Linked DNA regions of Homo sapiens: region 1 is linked to region 2. Evidence: read pairs that join two places in POLR2A ChIA-PET (ENCODE). Cell type or tissue: GM12878. All regions are shown on one strand. Each heading gives the region's core, and the rest is flanking DNA. Links, peaks and the distances in the headings are about the cores only. Region 1 has its middle 26 kb from the start of KCMF1. Region 2 overlaps KCMF1 (potassium channel modulatory factor 1).

Region 1 (9,491 bases), core at 923-8,922, 81 kb before region 2:
AGACTCCGTCTCAAAAAAATAATAAATAAGTAAATAAATAAACAAAACATAATAAGTTCAAAATTCCAATGGTAAAAAGAATACACAGTGGAGTTTCCCACTCTGGGACACCCAGTTCCCTTCCCCAGAGGATCTACTGGTTTCTTTTGTTTCCTTCCAGAGCTAGTTTATACATATACAAATTATATGAGTGTGTATGCATATATATACTTTTTTCCTTTTTTTCCTACAAAAGGCAGCATATTATTAATATAACAGGGTTCAGATACATGCTTTTTCATATATCAGGATATCTTGGAATGATCCAGATCAGTACCTAAAGAGGTTCCTCTTTTTTTTATAGTTGCATAGTATTTCTTTATGCAGTTGCACCATCATTGTTATTTATGTTGAGCACAGAGGTTACTTCCAGTCTTAGTTATTACCAACAGTGCTGCCATGCAACACCTTATACAAATGTAATTTCATACACATGCAAGGAAAGAAGCAGTCCTAGAAGAGAAAATGGTGGCAAAATTTTGTTAGTTATTGCCAAATTGCCCTCCATAAAATTTACACCAACTTTACCCTCCCATTTGCAATACAGGGCGGTGCTCCAGGTGTGAATGGAGACGACTTCGAGCTCACTGTGCTGAGAAACTGCTTTTCAGAGGGCTTCTACAGAGCCCACAGGTGAGTGAGCCCCTGGAGGAGGGGGCAGCTCTCTCCTTCCAAAGCTCTTCCTTTATACCTTTCTCATCTGAAGTTATGAAATTCACCATGGTCATTTGTTTAGTCACTCTCCCCACTCTGGCTGTGAACTTCTTAGGAGCTAAGATTTGGCTTTATTGGCCAGTGTGGTGGCTCACGCTGTAATCCCAGCACTTTAGAAAGCCGAGGTGGGTGGATTGCTTGGGCTCAGGAGTTGGAGACCAGCCTGGGCAACATGGCAAAACCCCATCTCCACAAAAAATATAAAAATTAGTCAGGTGTGGTGGCTCACACCTGTAGTGCCAGCTACTCGGAAGGCTGAGGCAGGAGGATCACTTGAGCCCAGGAGGCTGGGGTTGCAGTGAGCCAAGATCGTACCACTGCACTCCAGCCTGGGTGACAGAGGGAGACCATGTCTCAAGAAAAACAAAAACAAAAACAAAAGATTAGGCCTTTATTCACCTTTACACCTGTAGTGTCTGGCCCAGAGCTCTTAGATGATCAACAAGGGTTTTATTAGATGAGTGAAAAAAATTAATAAATTGGGCCAGGTGTGGTGGCTCACGCCAGTAATCCTAGCACTTTGGGAGGCCAAGTTGAGACAATCATCTGAAGTCAGGAGTTCAAGACCAGCCTGGCCAACATGGCAAAATCCTGTCTTTACTAAAAATACAAAAATTAGCCAGGTGTGGTGGTGCGTGCCTGTAATCCTAGCTACTTGGGAGGCTGAGACAGGACAATCTCTGGAACCCGGGAGGCGGAGGTTGCAGTGAGCTGAGATCATGCCACTGCACTCCAGCCTGGGCCACAGATTGAGACTCCGTCTCAAGGAAAAAAAAAATGATAAATTGGGCTTCTAGGTTCAATCTCAGGAAAACAACTGGAAACTATATACTGTAAGGACTAAGGCTATAATCACCTTAAGAGATTTCATGACTCTGCAACTTCCCCATGTGTGGGATTTTTGTCTTCTCACCTGTATTTCCCTAGACAGACTAGTAATTAAACATCTAAAACAAAAAGGGTCAGTGCCCTGTAAGCGTGTAGAGTATCCTGACTCAGCCAGCAGGTATCTTCCGCTCACTGGGCCCACACTGGCCACAAGGCCAGGACATAGCTTCTGTCTCAGAATCCTAGTCATGGCTCTGTGGTGCCATCTTTTTAGAAGTAGAAGTATTTCTTGAGGGCTACAATGTGCCAGGCACTGGACTGGTGGTCTGAGCTCCATCTGCATAGGGGAGGGATTTCAGAGCATTGCCCCTTAAAGTGAATACTTGTTGCTTGTTCCCCACCCCTCTTTCTCCAGCACAAGACCCTGCTGCAGGTTCCTGACCTCAGAGATCCATTCAGGGGCCAGCAAATGACCCTACTGGCCCCATCAGAGTGACTCTCAGCACTGCTGCAGGCACCTGTGGATAAAAGGCTTGCCCTTTTTGGCTTGACTTGATCTGGAAAGGAATGAGTTGGAACTACTATTACCATTTTTTTTTTAGATGGAGTCTCGCTCTGTTGCCCAGGCTGGAATGCAGTGGTGTGATCTCAGCTCACCAACCTCTGCCTCCCGGGCTCAAGCGATTCTGGTGCCTCAGCCTCCTGAGTAGCTGGGATTACAGGCGTCCACCACCACGCCCGGCTAATTTTTGTATTTTTAGTAGGAGATGGGGCTTTACCACGTTGGCCAGACTGGTCTTGAACTGCTGACCTCAAGTGATCAGCCTGCCTCGGCCTCCTAAAGTGCTGGGATTACAGGCGTGAGCCACTGCACCTGGCCTACTATCACCATTTTTTGCCACCACACAGAGAACCCCCCCAAGAATAGAGCTGAGAGATAGGAAGTGAGACTGAATCATCAGGGAGTGAAATCAAGGGCCTTGCCACATTTACATCCCTAGATCCAGTCATGCCTAAAGTGAGGCTTTCAGTTACATGTGAGAAAGAGCTCTAGCATATATTCTCTGTTCTCTCTGACTATAGAAGATCAGTCACATGACAAATTTTATTTCACAAAGCTGCTGGAGGCCTGAGCTATAGGTCTGCATACAGGTAAGAGGCCCCCCGATGAAGACTGAGAGGAAAGATCCATAGATACATGGGTGAAACAAGGTCAATAAAAGGCATTCTGCCTCCACTGAGATACAACAGGTATGTAAACATATGGGAGAGAAAGGGAAATGGGTCAGTCAGAAGCCAAGCCAAGCTGGGGTTGTCAACTTGGTCCAGGAGTGGGAATGAATGTGCCAGTCCCCCCCAATTACCAGGAGACATAATAAATGATTGTTAAAGGCTGGGTGCGGTGGCTCTTGCCTGTAATCCCAGCACTTTGGGAGGCCAAGGCGGGTGAATCACCTGAGGTCAGGAGTTTGAGACCAGCCTGGCTAACAGGGTAAAAGCCCGTCTCTACTAAAAATATGAAAAAGTAGTGGGGTTTGGTGGTGCTCGCCTGTAATCCCAGCTACTCGGGAGGCTGAGGCAGGAGAATCGCTTGAACCTGGGAGAAGGAGGGGTTACAGTGAGCCGAGATTGCGCCACTGCCCTCCAGCCTGGGTGACAGAGCAAGACTCTCTCAAAAAATAAATAAATAAATAAATAAATAATTGTTGTTGTTTGTGTCACCGACACAGTAGATAACTGAAACTATCTTCCTTCCCATATCTGCTCCTCTTCTTTTTTTTTTTTCTTTTTCTGAGTCGGAGTTTCATTTTTATTGCCCAGGCTAGAGTGCAATGGCCCAGTCTCAGCTCACCACAACCTCCCGGGTTCAAGCGATTCTAGTGCCTCAGCCTCCTGAGTAGCTGGGACTACAGGCATGCGCCACAATGCCCAGCTAATTTTAGTAGCGACAGGGTTTCTCCATGTTGGTCAGGCTGGTCTTGAACTCCCAACCTCAGGTGATCCACCTGCCTCAGCCTCCCAAAGTGCTGGGATTACAGGCGTGAGCCTCTGCGCCCGGCATCTGCTCCTCTTCTCATATCTCCCATGTTGGCTAATGGCACCAGCACCTCCTGTGGTAAATATGTATTCTGTCTTTGTCCTCAGTCTTTGCACGCAGCTCCTATAACCCTTGGAATCCCTGGAATGATATCTTTTGTGTGCTAATAAGGTGCCTGGTGGCTGGGGGTCCCCGACATAGCTTGAGGATGGGGGCTGGTCACCAGAGAGACCAAGGCATGACAGAATTGGAACTTTCAGCTCATCCCCAGACCTCCAGGAAGGAAAAGGGGCTGGTGATTGAGTCAATCAGCATTGGTCAATGATTTCATCAATTGTGCCTGTGTAATGAAACCTCCATAAAAACCCCTAAATGATGAGATTCGGGGAGCTTCCAGTTGGTGAACACACTGAAGTGCTAGGAGGGCGGCCTGCCCAGAGGAGACATAGAAGCCCTGCGTGCCCCTCCAATACCATGCCCTATGCTTCCACCTGGCTGTCTCTGAGCATATGTCCTTGATCATAAAGTGGTAAGCCTAACGAAAGTGTTTCCGAGTTCTGTGAGCCATTCTGGCAAATTATTGAACATGAAGAGGGGGTTGTGGTAACCTAGGACTTCTATAGCTGGTTGGTTAGAAATACAGATGGTAACCTGGTACCAGCAACCGACATCTGAAATCAGGGCAGTCTTGCGGGATGGAGCTCTTTGGTGGCATTGACACTAATTCTAGGTAGATAATGTCAGAATGGAATTGATTTGTTGGATACCCAATTGGTATCTGGAGAGTTGAATAACTGGTCAGTATAAGAAAAAACTCACACATTTGGTGGCAGAAGTATTGTGAATAAAAACAGTTCAGAGCTCCCCTACTCCCAAACCAGAAAACCTGGAGTCATCTTCGATGCCACCCTCTCACCACCCACCCTCTGCACTATCCCTGCCAATCACTTGCCAAGTTACCCTGATTCCACCTCCAAATACCTCTCTCATCTCCCGTCTTCACTTTTCATTCATCATTTACTCATTCAATCACAAATATTTGCTCTTATCTTCTCTGTGCCAGGCTTTGTGATAGGCATTGGAGTCAGAAGAATGAATGAGACCTGGTAGGAAAATCACAATCTAGTGGTAAAACAAAAACCAGAACACAATCATAAAGCAATGGGATTCACACTCAGAAATGCATAGAGCTGCTGGGCGTGGTGGCTCATGCCTGTAATCCCATCACTTTGGGAGGCCGAGGTGGGCGGATCATGAGGTCAGGGGTTCGAGACCAGCCTGACCAACATGGTGAAACCCTGTCTCTACTAAAAATACAAAATTAGCTGGGCGTGGTGGCACATGCCTGTAATCCTGGCTACTCAGGAGGCTAAAGCAGGAGAATCACTTGAACCTGGGAGGCAGAGATTGCAGCAAGCCGAGATCGCACTACTGCACTCCAGCTTGGATGACACAGTGAGACTCTGTCTCAAAAAAAAAAAAAAAAAAAAGAAAAGAAAAGAAAAGAAATGCACAGAGCATCATAGAGTCCAGGGCAGGGGTCCCTGACCAAGCTCGGGAATGGTGGGGGATGGGGTGGGGACATCAGTGGAGTTTTTTGGGGTTTTTTGTTTTGCTTTGTTTGAGACAGGGTCTTGCTCCGTCACCCAGGCTGGAGTGCAGTGGTGTGATCATAGTTCACTGCAACCTTGAACTCCTGGGCTCAAGGGATCCCCCGGCCTCAGCCTCCTGAGTAGCTGGGATTACAGGCATGAGCCACCACACCCAGTCAATAGACTTTTCTTGATGTGGGTGACACCCAAGCTTTAAGTTTGAAGACTAAAGGAGAGCTGGCACACCAACAGTATACGAGGGGAGGGGAGGGGAGAGGGGAGGGGAGAGGAGGGGAGAGGGGAGGTGAGAGGGGAAGGGAGGGGAGGGAGGAGGGGAGGGGAGGGGAGGGGAGAGGACACAGCAGGCTGGTAGGGCAGCTTTGAATATGGCTCAGAGGCGAGGCGAGCAAGGTCTGAATCACTTCTGCTCCAAGTCCAGGCCCACATTACTTCTTATACGGACAAGAGGCCAGTAACTGCTCTACCCACACATTCTCCTCCCCTACCATCAGAAAAATCTCCCTAAAGCTCAAATTTGACTTCCTGTCTCCCCTGCTTGCTACCCTCTGCTGGTTCCCCTTTCTGATCTGTGGTGTCTCAGCTCCACCTCTGTTCATAAACTTCATATGGTGCCTTCAAAAGTATTTCCGTCTCTGGACCTTCATCCCTGCACTACTGTCTGCCTGGAATTTCCTGCCCTGCCTTGGTTGATGAGGTGGACTCCTATTCATACTTCAGAGTGACTCAGATGTGACTTGTTCCACAAAGTCCCCACCCACTTGCACTCACCTCCGTGGTGCACGTATTCCAGGGCCGTGAGCTTCACCTCTCTGCACGTCTCCCTCCTGCTACAGCTGTGAGGGTGCAGACCTCCTCTGCTGGCACCAGGGCCCGGCCTGCAGTGGGCCTTTGGCAAATGAGGAACTAGGGCTACCGGTAGGTGAAAATGCAGCTAATGCCCAGGAAGCTAGAAGCTGTTGGAACATTTCTGAGACCCTTTAGACCTGGAAATAGCTCTATGTTAGAGGGTTGCTGATAGAGAAGGCTGGAAGTGAGGTCCCTCTGTCCCCAGCTCGCCTCAGACCCTGGTTCCAGATACAGTTGCATGTGTTTCCAACCAAGACTCTGACCTGGCTCCTCAACCAAACCTCCCCTGCGTCCATGGATCTATCTGAACTCCCATTTATAATCGTAAGAGGCTGTGGGTTAGAGGCGCTGTGCTAATGATGGCTGTATGGTTATTATGATTGTGAAGTTGTTATATTTTACATAGAATACAAGTTTATGTACATTACGATTAAGACTAGTAAAGCTCTTTGGAACTTTAAAAACAAATCCCAGTCAGGCGTGATGGCTCACGCCTGTAATCCTAGCTCTTTGGGAGTCCAAGGCAGGAGGACTGGTTAAGCCCAATTCTCCAGGAGTTTGAGACCAGCCTGGGCAACATAGTAGGACCCCATCTCTACAAAAAAATAAAAATCAAAAAATTAGCCAGACGTGGTGGCATGCACCTTTAGTCCCAGCTACTCGGGAGGCTGAGGCAGGAGGACTGTTTGAGCCCAGGAGGTGGAACCTACGGTGAGCCATGATCTCACCACTGCACTCCAGCCTGGGCAACAGAGTGAGACCCTGTCTCAAAAAAACGAAACAAAACAAATCTCAATTCAATTACATTTAATTATTTCAAAAACCAAGCTCTCTCATTGTACAACATTCAAACAATAACGTAAGAAAAAGTGCCTATGGGTCCCAAATTGGTGTGACTCCTGTGTCCTGTCAGCCTATAGAAACACAAGTGTCTGTGTGTGTAACTTTGACCCCTTCTCCTCCCCCTCCAAAAAATGTACATGCATATATATATATATACTTTTTGTTTTGTTTTTGTTGTTTTTTGTTTTTGATATTAGTAGAGACAAGGTCTCACTATGTTGCCCAGGCTGGTCACAAACTCCTGGGCTCATGCGATCCTCTCACCTTGGCCTCACAAAGTACCGGGGTTATAGGCGTGAGCCACCATGCTCAGCCTATACATTCTTATTCTTTTTTTTCTTTCTTTTTTTTTTTTTTTTTGAGACAGAGTCTTGCTCTGTCACCCAGGCTGGAGATCAGGCCATTGCCTGATCTCGGCTCACTGCAACCTCCACCTCCTGGGTTCAAGCGATTCTCCTGCCTCGGCCTCTCGAGTAGCTGGGATTACAGGCATGTACCACCACACCAAGCTAATTTTGTATTTTTAGTAGAGACGGGGTTTCACCATGTTGGTCAGGCTGGTCTTGAACTCCTGACCTCAGGTGATCCACCCACCTCAGCCTCCCAAAGTGTTAGGGTTACAGGCGTGAGCCACCATGCCCAGCTATATATATATTTTTTGTTTGGTTGGTTTTGTTTTGTTTTGTTTTTTGAGGCAGAGTCTCGCTCTGTCACCCAGGCTGAAGTGAAGTGGCACGATCTCGGCTCACTGCAACCTCCGCCTCCCAGGTTCAAGCGATTCTCCTGCCTCAGCCTCTCGAGTAGCTGGGATTACAGAAGCGCACCACCACGGCTGGCTAATTTTTTGGTATTTTTTAGTAGAGACAGGTTTTCACCATGTTGGTCAGGCTGGTCTTGAACCCCTGACCTCAAGTGATCCGCCCGCTTCAGCCTCCCAAAGTGCTGGGATTACAGGCGTGAGCCACCACACCTGGCCTTATATTCTTTTTAAAAAAAAAAAAAAACAAAACAAAAACAAAAAGAAAAAAAACACCTGATGGGGTCAGGTGTGATGGCTCACACCTGTAATCCCAGCACTTTGGGAGGCCGAGGTGGGCGGATCACTTGAGGTTAGGAGTTAGAGACCAGCCTGGCCAACATATAGTGAAACCCCATCTCTACTAAAAATACAAAAATTAGCTGGGTGTAGTGGCGCACGCCTGTAATCCCAGCTACTCAGGAGGCTGTCTGGAAAATCACTTGAACCTGGGAGGCGGAGGTTGCAGTGAGCTGAGATCACGCCATTGCACTCCAGCCTGGGCAACAAGAGCGAGACTCCATCTCAACAAAACAAAACAAAAAAACAACTTGATGGATATCTTTGTCAGTACATATAATTCTATTTGGTTCTTTTTAATGGTCACATAGTAAGACTTATTATATTAGGGTCAGCAAAGTATGGCCTCTAGACCAAATATGGCCCAGCACCTAAAAGAAGTTGTATGGGAACATAGCCATGCCTATTCCTTTCCATAGAGTCTCAGCCTGCTTTTGCACTATAGTAGCAGAATTGAAAGGTTGCATCAGAGACTGTGGCCTACAATGCCCGGAGAGTTTACTATCTAGCTCGTTACAGAAAAAGTATGCCAACCTGTGCAATATATGGCTGTATCATGCTTTATTTAGCCAGTCCCTGTTAATAACATTTAAATTGTTTCCATTTGTTCAGCATTAGCAAACAATCTCAAAATTAACACTTTCGTTTTCAACATTTACATAAGTTGGTTGGGCGCCGGTGGCTCACGCCTGTAATCCCAGCACTTTGGGAAGCTGAGGCGGGCAGATCACGAGGTCAAGAGATCAAGACCATCCTGGCCAACATTGTGAAACCCCATCTCTACTAAAAATACAAAAATTAGCTGGCCCTGGTGGTGCGCGCCTGTAATCCAAGCTACTCGGGTGGCTGAGGCAGGAGAATCGCTTGAACCTGGGAGGCAGAGGTTGCAGTGAGCCGAGATCACGCCACTGCACTCCAGCCTGGGTGACAGTGCGAGACTCTGTCTCAAAAAAAAAAAAAAAGAAAAAAAAACATTTACATCAGTTGATGGCCACCACGGCTATCAGTGAGTGAGAACATTAGTAAGTGTGAACCCAATGTATCCGTACAGAAATGTTTCCTTTAAGAGTGGACCCTCACATTAATAGACATTGTGGCTCCAGGGGCAACTTTGGAAATAGGAGCAATTGCCAAAGTTGCCAAGGCAAAGGGCTGTACAGAAAAATCTCATTTTCATAATAAAGAACCAGAACACTCACCAAAGAGCATCAAAGCAGGCTTCAGGATCCAGGATGAGGTGAAAATTCAGGGATGCAGAACAGTGAAACATAGATACGAGCCGTGGATGGCCTACTGTCAGTGATGGAGTGACATAAAGGAGCCCAAAAGTAAAGGGAAAGATATCATTTTAAACATTAGCTGGGCACAGTGGCACATGCTTGTAAGTAATCCCGGCTACTCGGGAAGCTGAGGCAGGAGGATTGCTTGAGTCCAGCAGTTCAAGGCTGCAATGAGCCATGATCATACCTCTGTG
Region 2 (9,540 bases), core at 905-8,904:
AGATCAAATTGTATTCTGGGAAAGCGATAAAATAATCTTACTGCAGCCGGGCGCGGTGGCTCACGCGTGTAATCCCAGCACTTTGGGAGGCCAAGGCGGGCGGATCACGAGGTCAGGAGATCGAGAACATCCTGGCCAATGTGGTGAAACCCTGTCTCTACTAAAAGTACAAAAATTAGCCGGGTGTGGTGGTGGGCACCTGTAGTCCCAGCTGCTCGGGAGGCTGAGGCAGGACAATGGCATGAAACCAGGAGACAGAGCTTGCAGTGAGCCAAGATTGCGCCACTGCACTCCAGCCTGGGCAACAGAGCGAGACTGTCACAAAAAAAAAAAATCTTACTGCATCTGAATGAGATAATACTACCATTTTAAAATTTAGGGCTTTCATGTCTTTTTTTTTCCTCATTTGATTCTCGTAGCAAACTTCATAGATGAAGAGAAATTGAGCAGAGAACATTGATTTGTCTAAGTGCTTATTGTTAATGGCTAAGTAATAACAGGGAATCCCATGGTGTTTTGTTTTGTTTTGTTTTGTTGAGAAGAAATCTTGCTCTTGTTCCCCAGGCTGAAGTACAATGGTGCGATCTCGGCTCACTACAACCTCCGCCTCCCAGGTTCAAGCAATTCTCCTGCCTCAGCCTCCGGAGTAGCTGGGATTACAGGTGCCTGCCACCACGCCTGGCTAATTTTTGTATTTTTAGTAGAGATGGGGTTTCACCATGTTGGTCAGGCTGGTCTTGAACTCCTGACCTCAGGTGATCCACCTGCCTCGGCCTCCCAAAGTGCTGGGCTTACAGGTGTGAGCCACCACGCCCGGCCTGTTTTTTTTGTTGTTGTTTTTTGTTTTAATAAAAACATATTCATTCAACAAACAATAAGAATCTACAACCTAGGCTGGTCTCGGTGGCTCATGCCTGTAATCTCAGTGCTTTGGGAGGCTGACACAGGCAGATTGCTTGAGTCCAGGAGTTTGAGACCAGTCTGGGCAACTTGGCGAAATCCCATCTCTACAAAAAAAATACAAAAATTATGCGGGCATGGTGGCGCACACCAGTAGTCCCAGCTACTCAGGAGGCTGAGGTAGAAGGATTGCTTAAATCCAGGAGGTCGAGGCTGTAGTGAGCCGAGATTGTGCAACTGCTCTCCAGCCAGGGTGACAGTGAGACCTTGTCTCAAAAATCTACAATCTGCCAAAACTATGTTGGTTTTCCAGTTTTCCACCTGACAGTCCACTGACAGCCCAAAGGTTGTTGTAAACAATTCCAGCTTTGCTTTCTGTTTTTTTGTTTGTTTGTTTTTGTTTAGAAGGAAGGGACTTTTAAAAATAAAATATTGGTTGGATATATGAGAATTTTCATAAAATAAATGCAAAAGAGAAGAATGGTACTACAGATCCTCTTGGCCAGATGTAAAAACGTTGCATTTCAAGATCCGTAAAAGCTTCACATACTCATCTCTTCATCACCTTAAACCCCAGAGGGAGCCACTGACCAAAATTTTATCATTCCCTCATTTTCCTTTTATAGTTTTACTACATGTTTGATTTCCTAAACTAGATACTGGTTTTCAACTTTATACTGTATGTATTCTTTTTTTTTTTTTTTTTTTTGAGACGGAGTCTCGCTCTGTTGCCCAGGCTAGAGTGCGGTGGCTGATCTCAGCTCACTGCAAGCTCCGCCTCCTGGGTTCACGCCATTCTCCTGCCTCAGTCTCCCCAGAAGCTGGAACTACAGGCGGCCGCCATCACGCCTGGCTAATTTTTTGTATTTTTAGTAGAGACGGGGTTTCACTGTGTTAGCCAGGATGGTCTCGATCTCCTGACCTCATGAGCCGCCCGCCTCGGCCTCCCAAAGTGCTGGGATTACAGGCGTGAGCCACCGCGCCCGGCCAATACTGTATGTATTCTTTGAAATTTCCTTTCACTCATCTGAGGCAGATGTTCTTACCGTTGCTGTGATTCATTCTTTTTCCAATTCATTCTGTGCATATTGAACTGTTGAGCCTTTGAATCTGAATAGCCTTTTTTTTTTTTTTTTTGAGACGGAGTCTCGCACTTTCTCGCCCAGGCTGGAGTGCAGTGGCGCGATCTCAGCTCACTGCAAGCTCCGCCTCCTGGGTTCACGCCATTCTCCTGCCTCAGCTTCCTGAGTAGCTGGGACTACAGGCGCCCGCCACCACGCCTGGCTAATTTTTTTTTGTATTTTTAGTAGAGACGGGGTTTCACCGTGTTAGCCAGGATGGTGTCGATCTACTGACCTTGTGATCCGCCCGCCTCGGTCTCCCAAAGTGCTGGGATTACAGGCGTGAGCCACCGCGCCCAGCCCCTGAGTAGCCTTTTTAAAATTCAGTTACAAAAACTGCCGTCAACATTCTTCCACATTCTCTAGGTGCACACAGACAAAAGATTCCCTCCCCGGGAATTTATTTAAGAGTGAAATTACGGTATCATAGGAGGTATATGTGTTTAACTTGACTAAAAATATGAACAAATTTTTCAAAGTGGTTGTGCTGATTTACACTCCTACCAGCAGGGTATAAGCACTTCTGCTGCCCTTTATCTTCACTAACACTTGATATCATGAAACTTGTAGTTTCTTACCGGTTTGGTAAATGTAAAATGCTAGCTCACGGATGTTAATCATGCACTTCTTTGATGACTAATGAGATTGAGCATCTTTTCATATGTTTACTGGCCATTTATGTTTGTTGTTCTTTGAGTGCCCTTTGACAGGTTTCTCCATTTTTCTACTAAGCATTCATCATTTACTTACTGATATGTAAGAGTTCATAATGCATTCTGAATACCAAACTTTTGTCTGTCATGTATGTTGTACATATCGCCAGTTTCTGAACCTTATATTTTCAATCAATGTAGGCTGTGAAAAGACGAAGAAAAAGGCCGAGCGTGGTGGCTCACGCCTGTTGTAATTCCAGCACTTTGGGAGGCCCAGGCGGGCAGATCACCCGGAGTTCGAGACCAGCCTGGCCAACGTGGTGAAACCCCGTCTCTACTAAAAATACAAAAATTAGCTGGGCATGGTGCCAGGCGCCTATGATCCCAACTCCTTGGGAGGCTGAGGCAGGAGAATTGCTTGAACCCAGGAGGCGGAGGTTGCAGTGAGCCAAGATCTCACCATTGCACTCCAGCCCCGGCGACAGAGTGAGACTCTATCTCAAAAGAATAAAACAAAAACAAAAGATGAAGAAAAAGTCTTAACGTAGTTGGACTTATCTCTTACTTTTTGATTTGGAGAGTGAGAGAGAGAGAGAGAGAGAGAGAGAGAGAGTGTGTGTGTGTGTGTGTGTGTGCGCGTGTGTGTGTGAGAAAGAGAAAGATTTAAGAAATTGTTTTCTACTTTAGACTCATAAAAATATTCTATATTGTCTTCTAGAGATATTTTTCATTGTTCTTTTGAATCCGTCTTTAAACCATGTGGAATTGATTTTTTGTGTGTATAGGATATGGGGAGAGATCCAATTCTGTTTTCCCCACATGCAGATAATCACCTGTTCAGCACCATTTATTGTCCATTCCCTTTTTTTCTCAGTGCTCTTTAGTGACCTTGCTGTTGTAAAACAGATTTCAACATCTGTTTCTGGTCTTTCCGTTCTATTCCATGGGCCAGTTTGTCTCTACCCTGGTGCCATTCCATCTTACTGTAGTTATTATAGGTTTATTATTTGTTATGGTGTTACTTATTATTTATTAGTTTAGCTCTTGATATATAAAACAAGTCCCTCTATCTCATTTTTCTTGGGAGCATCTTGACTCTCCTTGGCCCTTTTTGTAACTTGCATCAACATTTGAGTCAGCTTACCATGCCCCACAAAAAAATTCTTTTTAAATTTTGGTTATTAATTGTATTGAATCCACAAATCTGTTGACATTTTATTATGAACCTTCCAGTCCATGAAGTTGGTATTTATATTTTTTAAAGTCCTTTAGTGTCTTTGAATACATTTTTACTAATTTGCTTCATAAAGGGCTGCCTATCTTTGGTTAGATTTATTCATAGGCACTTTTTTAAAATGCTGTTGCAAATGGCTTATTTTTTTATTGCAGTAAAATATACATAGCATAAAATTTATTTTAACCCCTTTTAGGTGTACAGTTCAGTAGCATTAAGTATATTCACATTCTTGGAACCATCACCACTGTCCATCTCCAGAATTCTTCCATTATCCCAAACTTGAAAACTCTCTACCCACTAAACCGTAACTCCCCGTTCTCCCTTTCCTCAAGCTTCTGGCAACCACTGTTCTACTTTCCTTCTCTTTGAATTTGGCACATCTCGATGGAATCACAAATGACATTTTTTTGGTTTTTTGAGATAGGAGTCCCGCTCTGTCACCCAGGCTGGAGTGCAGTGGCGCAACCTCAGCTTACTGCAACCTCTGCCTCCTGGGTTCAAGTGATTCTCTTCCCTCAGCCACCCGAGTAGCTGAGATTACAGGCACACACCACCATGCCTCACTAATTTTTTTGTAATAAATGACATATTTTTAATAATATGTTTTTCTGTCTGTTTTGCAGTGAAGAAATACAATCAGTACTTTATTTAGGAGGTCTCTATCTAACAGCTTTGCTTACTGCTTCTAATAACTTAGCTGTATTTGGGTTTTCAGCATAAACAAGCAGATCACATGTGAATAAAACTATGAAACCCACCTACAGAATTTTAAATTTTAACTTTTTTAAAAATATTTTTTAAAGACAGAGTCTCACTCTGTCGCCTAGGCTGGAGTGCAGTGGCATGATCTCGGCTCACTGCAACCTCCGTCTCCTGAGTTCAAGCCATTCTTCTGCTTCAGCCTCCCAAGTAGCTGAGATTACAGGCGCCCACCACCACGCCCGGCTAATTTTTGTATGTTTAGTAGAGATGGGGTTTCACCAGGTTGGTCAGGGTGGTCTTGAACTCCTGACCTCAGGTGATCCGCCCACCTCAGTCTCCCAAAGTGCTGAGATTACAGGCGTGAGCCACTGCGCCTGGCATATTTTAACTTTTTTTTTTTTAAACAAATACAAATGAGATCTCTCTATGTTGCCTTGGCTGGTCTTGAACTCCTGGCCTCAAGCAGCCCTCTTGTCTTAGCCTCCCAAAGTGTTGGAATTACAGGTGTGAGCTATGGCACCCAGCCCTGTTCAAGCTTCTTTCTTTCCTTTATTATTATTATTATTATTATTATTATTATTATTATTTTTATTTTTTCCAGACAGGGTCTTGTTCTGTTCCCAAGCTGGAGTGCAGTAGTTTGATCATGGTCACTGCAGCTTCGAGCTCCTGGGCTCAAGCATTCCTCCCACCTCAACCTTCCAAGTAGCTAAGGCTACAGGCACAGGCCACAATGCCCAGCTAATTTTTAAATTTTTTTGTAGACAGGATCTCTCTATGTTGCCCAGGCTGGTCTTGAACTCCTGGCCTCAAGCCATCCCCCTGCCTCGCCTTGCCAAAGTGCTTGGGATTATAGGTGTTAGCCACCACACCCAGTTATTTCTTTTAACAGGTCAAGAATTATTTGATGCCCCAATTCTGATATGAACTCATGACTGATTCTGCTGCTCCTGCTAGTTCTTTCTGATGGTGCTTTGTTTTTTTGTGTGTATTTTATGGTTTAAATTATGAACTTATTCTTTGGATGTTTATATATGCCAGATGCTTGGTATCAATTCTAATTTAAGACCACTTAAAATTCTTGACCCAAGGTCTTTGGAACCATTTGATAGAATTTGGGCTATAAACCCATGAGGACTGGTTTGTGGTTATGGCTTTTTGTGTTATTTTGTGCCCCTAGGGCAGGGGGCTTTCACTGGGGTAATTTTTGTAATCCCCTAGGGAGGATTTCTAGCCTACCCATGCATTGAGAGTATATTAGGGTCTTGGTTTTATGAGGAATCTTCTGTTAATTATCCCACCTTCACTAGGCCTTTGTCCAATAATGCTGTGGACCTTAAGCTTAGATTTTTACCTGCTTGGGCAAATACCCTCATGGTGAAAAGCCTTCTTTAGTGCTTCCAGTCACCAGTTCCTCTTCGTCTTGGTTTTTACCTTCTTGCTGGCTTATCAAGGCTTTTTTTTTTTTTTTTTTTTTTTTTTTTGAGACAAAGCCTCACTCTGTTGTGAGGCTGGAGTGCAGTGGCGCGATCTCAGCTCACTGCAACCCTACCTCCTGGGTTTAAGCAATTCTCATGCCTCAGCCTCCCAAGTAGTTGGGATTACAGGTGCCAGCCACCACGCCCAGCTAATTTTTGCATTTTTAGTAGAGACGGGGTTTCAACATGTTGACCAGGCTGGTCTTGGACTACTGACCTCAAGTGATCCACCCGCCTCGACCCCCGCAAAGTGCTCAGATTACAGGCGTGAGCCACTGCACCCAGCCTGTATCAGTCATTTTAAATTATTTTCATGTGGAGTATAAATCAGAGTAATGAATCCAGCACATGGCTAAAACTTCCCGTATCATTTTACTAAGTCATTTCTAGTCATTTTGGAAAGGACATATGAGGTTAAATGAGCACCTGAAACATTCATAAAAATGAAATCAAGAGTGGCCTTTACAACTGGTAACTAAAGATATTTCTTTTTTTTATAGGTGTCAGCTGTGATGCATGTTTAAAAGGAAATTTTCGAGGTCGCAGATATAAGTGTTTAATTTGCTACGATTACGATCTTTGTGCATCTTGTTATGAAAGTGGTGCAACAACAACAAGGCATACAACTGACCACCCAATGCAGTGCATATTAACAAGGGTAGATTTTGGTAAGTAATTAAAAATTTAATGAATTACATCATTTAGAATTTTATGTACGTTGAAGAAGTAAAGGCAAAGTGTTCTAAAACTCCCCAGCAGCATACCATAAGCCCCAAATTCATTAAACATGAAATAAATCTTACTTTTTTTTGAGACGGAGTTTCGCTCTTGTTGCCCAGGCTGGAGTGCAATGGCGCGATCTTGGCTCACTGCAACCTCCACCTCCCTGGTTCAAGCAATTCCCCTGCCTCAGCCACCCGAGTAGCTGGGATTACAGGTGCACACCACCACGCCTGGCTAATTTTTTTGTATTTTTAGTAGAGACAGGGTTTCACCACGTTGGCCAGACTGGTCTCGAACTCCTGACCTCAGTCAATCTGCCCGACTCAGCCGCCCAAAGTGCTGGGATTATAGGCGTGAGCCACTGTGCCTGGCTTTTTTTTTTTTTTTTTTTTTTTTTTTGAGGAGTCTTACCCTGTCGCCTAGGCTGGAGTGCAATGTCGTGATCTCAGCTCGCTGCAACCTCCACCCCCCAGGTTCAAGCGATTCTCCTGCCTCAGCCTCCCAAGGAGCTGGGATTACAGGCGTGCACCACCATGCCCGGCTGATTTTTTGTATCTTTAGTAGAGATAGGGTTTCACCATGTTAACCAGGCTGGTCTTGAACTCCTAACCTAATGATACACCTGCCTCGGCCTCCAAAGTGCTGGGATTACAGGCGTAAGCCACCGCGCCCGGCCTTACTTTTTACGTACTAAGTAATTCTGTCTGTTCATCTTAATCATAGTTTACTTGTTTAAAAAAACCATTCAGAAATATACACAACTGACAAGGAATGAAATAGAAGAGTGCTTCAGTAAAGAAGAAATATGCTCTGTCTTTTGTTCGTGCTATTAACACACAAATAATAGCTTTATTTTATTTTATTTTTTATTTTTTTAAGACAGAGTCTCACTCTGTCGCCCACGCTGGAATGCAGTGGCCGGATTTCGGCTCACTGCAACATCTGCCTCCTGGCTTCAAGCAATTCTCGTGCCTCAGCCTCTTGAGTAGCTGAGACTACAGGTGTGTGCCACCTTGCCCAGCTAATTTTTTTGTATTTTTAGTAGAGATGAAGTTTCACTATGTTGGCCAGGCTGGTCTTGACCTCAAGTTATCCACCTGCCTTCGCCTCCCAAAGTGCTGGGATTACAGACGTGAGCCACCATGCCCAGCAATAATAGCTTTTGTAGTGACCAGAAAACAGATTGTTGGCTGGTTATGGTGGCTAACGCCTGTAATCCCAGCCCTTTGGGAGGCTTAAGATGGTCAGATCACTTGAGCCCAGGAGTTTGAGATGAGCCTGGGCAACATGGCAAAAACCCTGTCTCTGCATCCACCCCCGAAAAATACAATAAATTAGCTGGATGTGGTGGCGCACATGCATCTGTAGCCCTAGCTACTTGGGAGGCTGAGATGGGAGGATCACTTGAGCCCAGGAGGTCAAGTGTGCAGTGAACCCTGATTGTGCCACTACATTCCGGCCTGGCCAACAAAGCAAGACGCTATCTCAAAAAAAAAAAAAGGCAGATTGTTTCTACAGTTGATTAGAAGACATTGTAAGAAAATATATAAATGTTTCATGCTATAATTTTTTTTTTTTTTTTTTTTGAGACAAGAGTTTCACTCTTGTCGCCTAGGCTGGAGTGCAATGGCGCCATCTCAGCTCACTGCAACCTCCACCTCCTGGGTTCAAGCGATTCTCCTGCCTCAGCCTCCTGAATAGCTGGGATTACAGGTGCCCGCCACCATGCCCAGAAAATTTTTTTTGTATTTTTAATAGAGACAGGGTTTCACCATGTTGGCCAGGCTGGTCTTGAACTCCTAATCTTAGGTGATCCACTTGCGGGCCTCCCAGAGTGCTGAGATTACAGACATGAGCCACCACGCCTGGCTTCGTGCTATAATTTCTTACCTAGCCCACACTTTTTGTCCTTTTTATTTCAGCCATCCTAGTAGGTGTAAAGTAGTATCTCAGGTGGTTTTGATTTATATTTCTCTGAAATATAAATTATGTTGAGCATCTTTTCTTGTGCTTATGGGCCATTTGTATATCTACTTTGAAGAAATACCTTGATCCTTTGCCCATTTTTTAATTGGATAATGTGTCTTTGTTATTGAATTGTAATAGTTTTTTATTCCTTATGTAAGTTTTTTTATCTGATAGATGATTTGCAAAAATTTTCTCCCATTCTGTGGGTTGTGTTTTCACTTTCTTGGTGGTGTGCTTTGAAGCACAAAACTTCTAATTCTGATAATGTCCCGTTTATGTATTTTTTCATTTGTTGTGCATTTGATGCTGTATCTAGAAAATCACTGCCTAATTCAAAGTCACGAAGATTTAAACTTGTGTGTTCTTCTAAGAGTTTTATAGTTTTAGCTCTTACATTTAGATATTTGACCCATTTAGAATTAATTTTTATATGTGGAATGAGGTAAAGGGCCAACTTTATTCTTTTGCATGTGAGTATTCAGTTGTCCCAGTATCTTTTGTTGGAAAGACTATTCTTTACCCAATGCATTGTCTTGGCACTCTTGTTAAAAATAGGTTGACTATAAATGAGGGTTTATTTCTAGACTCTCAGTCTATTCACATTGATCTATATGCCTGGTGTTTTTGTTTGTTTTTTGACACAGAGTCTCACTTTCACCCAGGCTGGAGTGCAGTGGTGCGATCTTGGCTCACTGCAGCCTCCGCTTCCCAGGCTCAAGCAATCCTCCACCCTCAGCCTTCCAAGTAATTGGGATCAC

Evidence for each region. Peaks named below come from ENCODE experiments on the same cell type or tissue, not always from the same donor. Only the 100,000 strongest peaks of a DNase experiment are listed, where the experiment ranks them.
Region 1: POLR2A ChIA-PET joins it to region 2 with 10 read pairs; 16 of 35 experiments call an interaction of 5 or more read pairs at or near these places.

The regions. Positions count from the first base shown.
Region 1 is chr2:84,940,628-84,950,118 of GRCh38, forward strand. No RefSeq gene overlaps it. Among named protein-coding and RNA genes, the nearest start is that of KCMF1, 26 kb to the right of the region's middle. RefSeq lists enhancers at 2,672-2,761, 5,787-5,956 and a silencer at 5,467-5,616. In GM12878, for the core only: a CTCF peak has its summit at 5,823 (motif pointing left); DNase peaks (open chromatin) are centred at 2,564 and 5,704; H3K4me3 peaks cover 4,216 bases; H3K27ac peaks cover 5,963 bases.
Region 2 is chr2:85,021,298-85,030,837 of GRCh38, forward strand. KCMF1 (potassium channel modulatory factor 1) reads left to right here. Exons shown (of 7, transcript NM_020122.5): 2 at 6,592-6,759. Among named protein-coding and RNA genes, the nearest start is that of LINC01964, 41 kb to the right of the region's middle. RefSeq lists an enhancer at 1,977-2,661. In GM12878, for the core only: no CTCF peak of the experiment used is centred there; no DNase peak of the experiment used is centred there.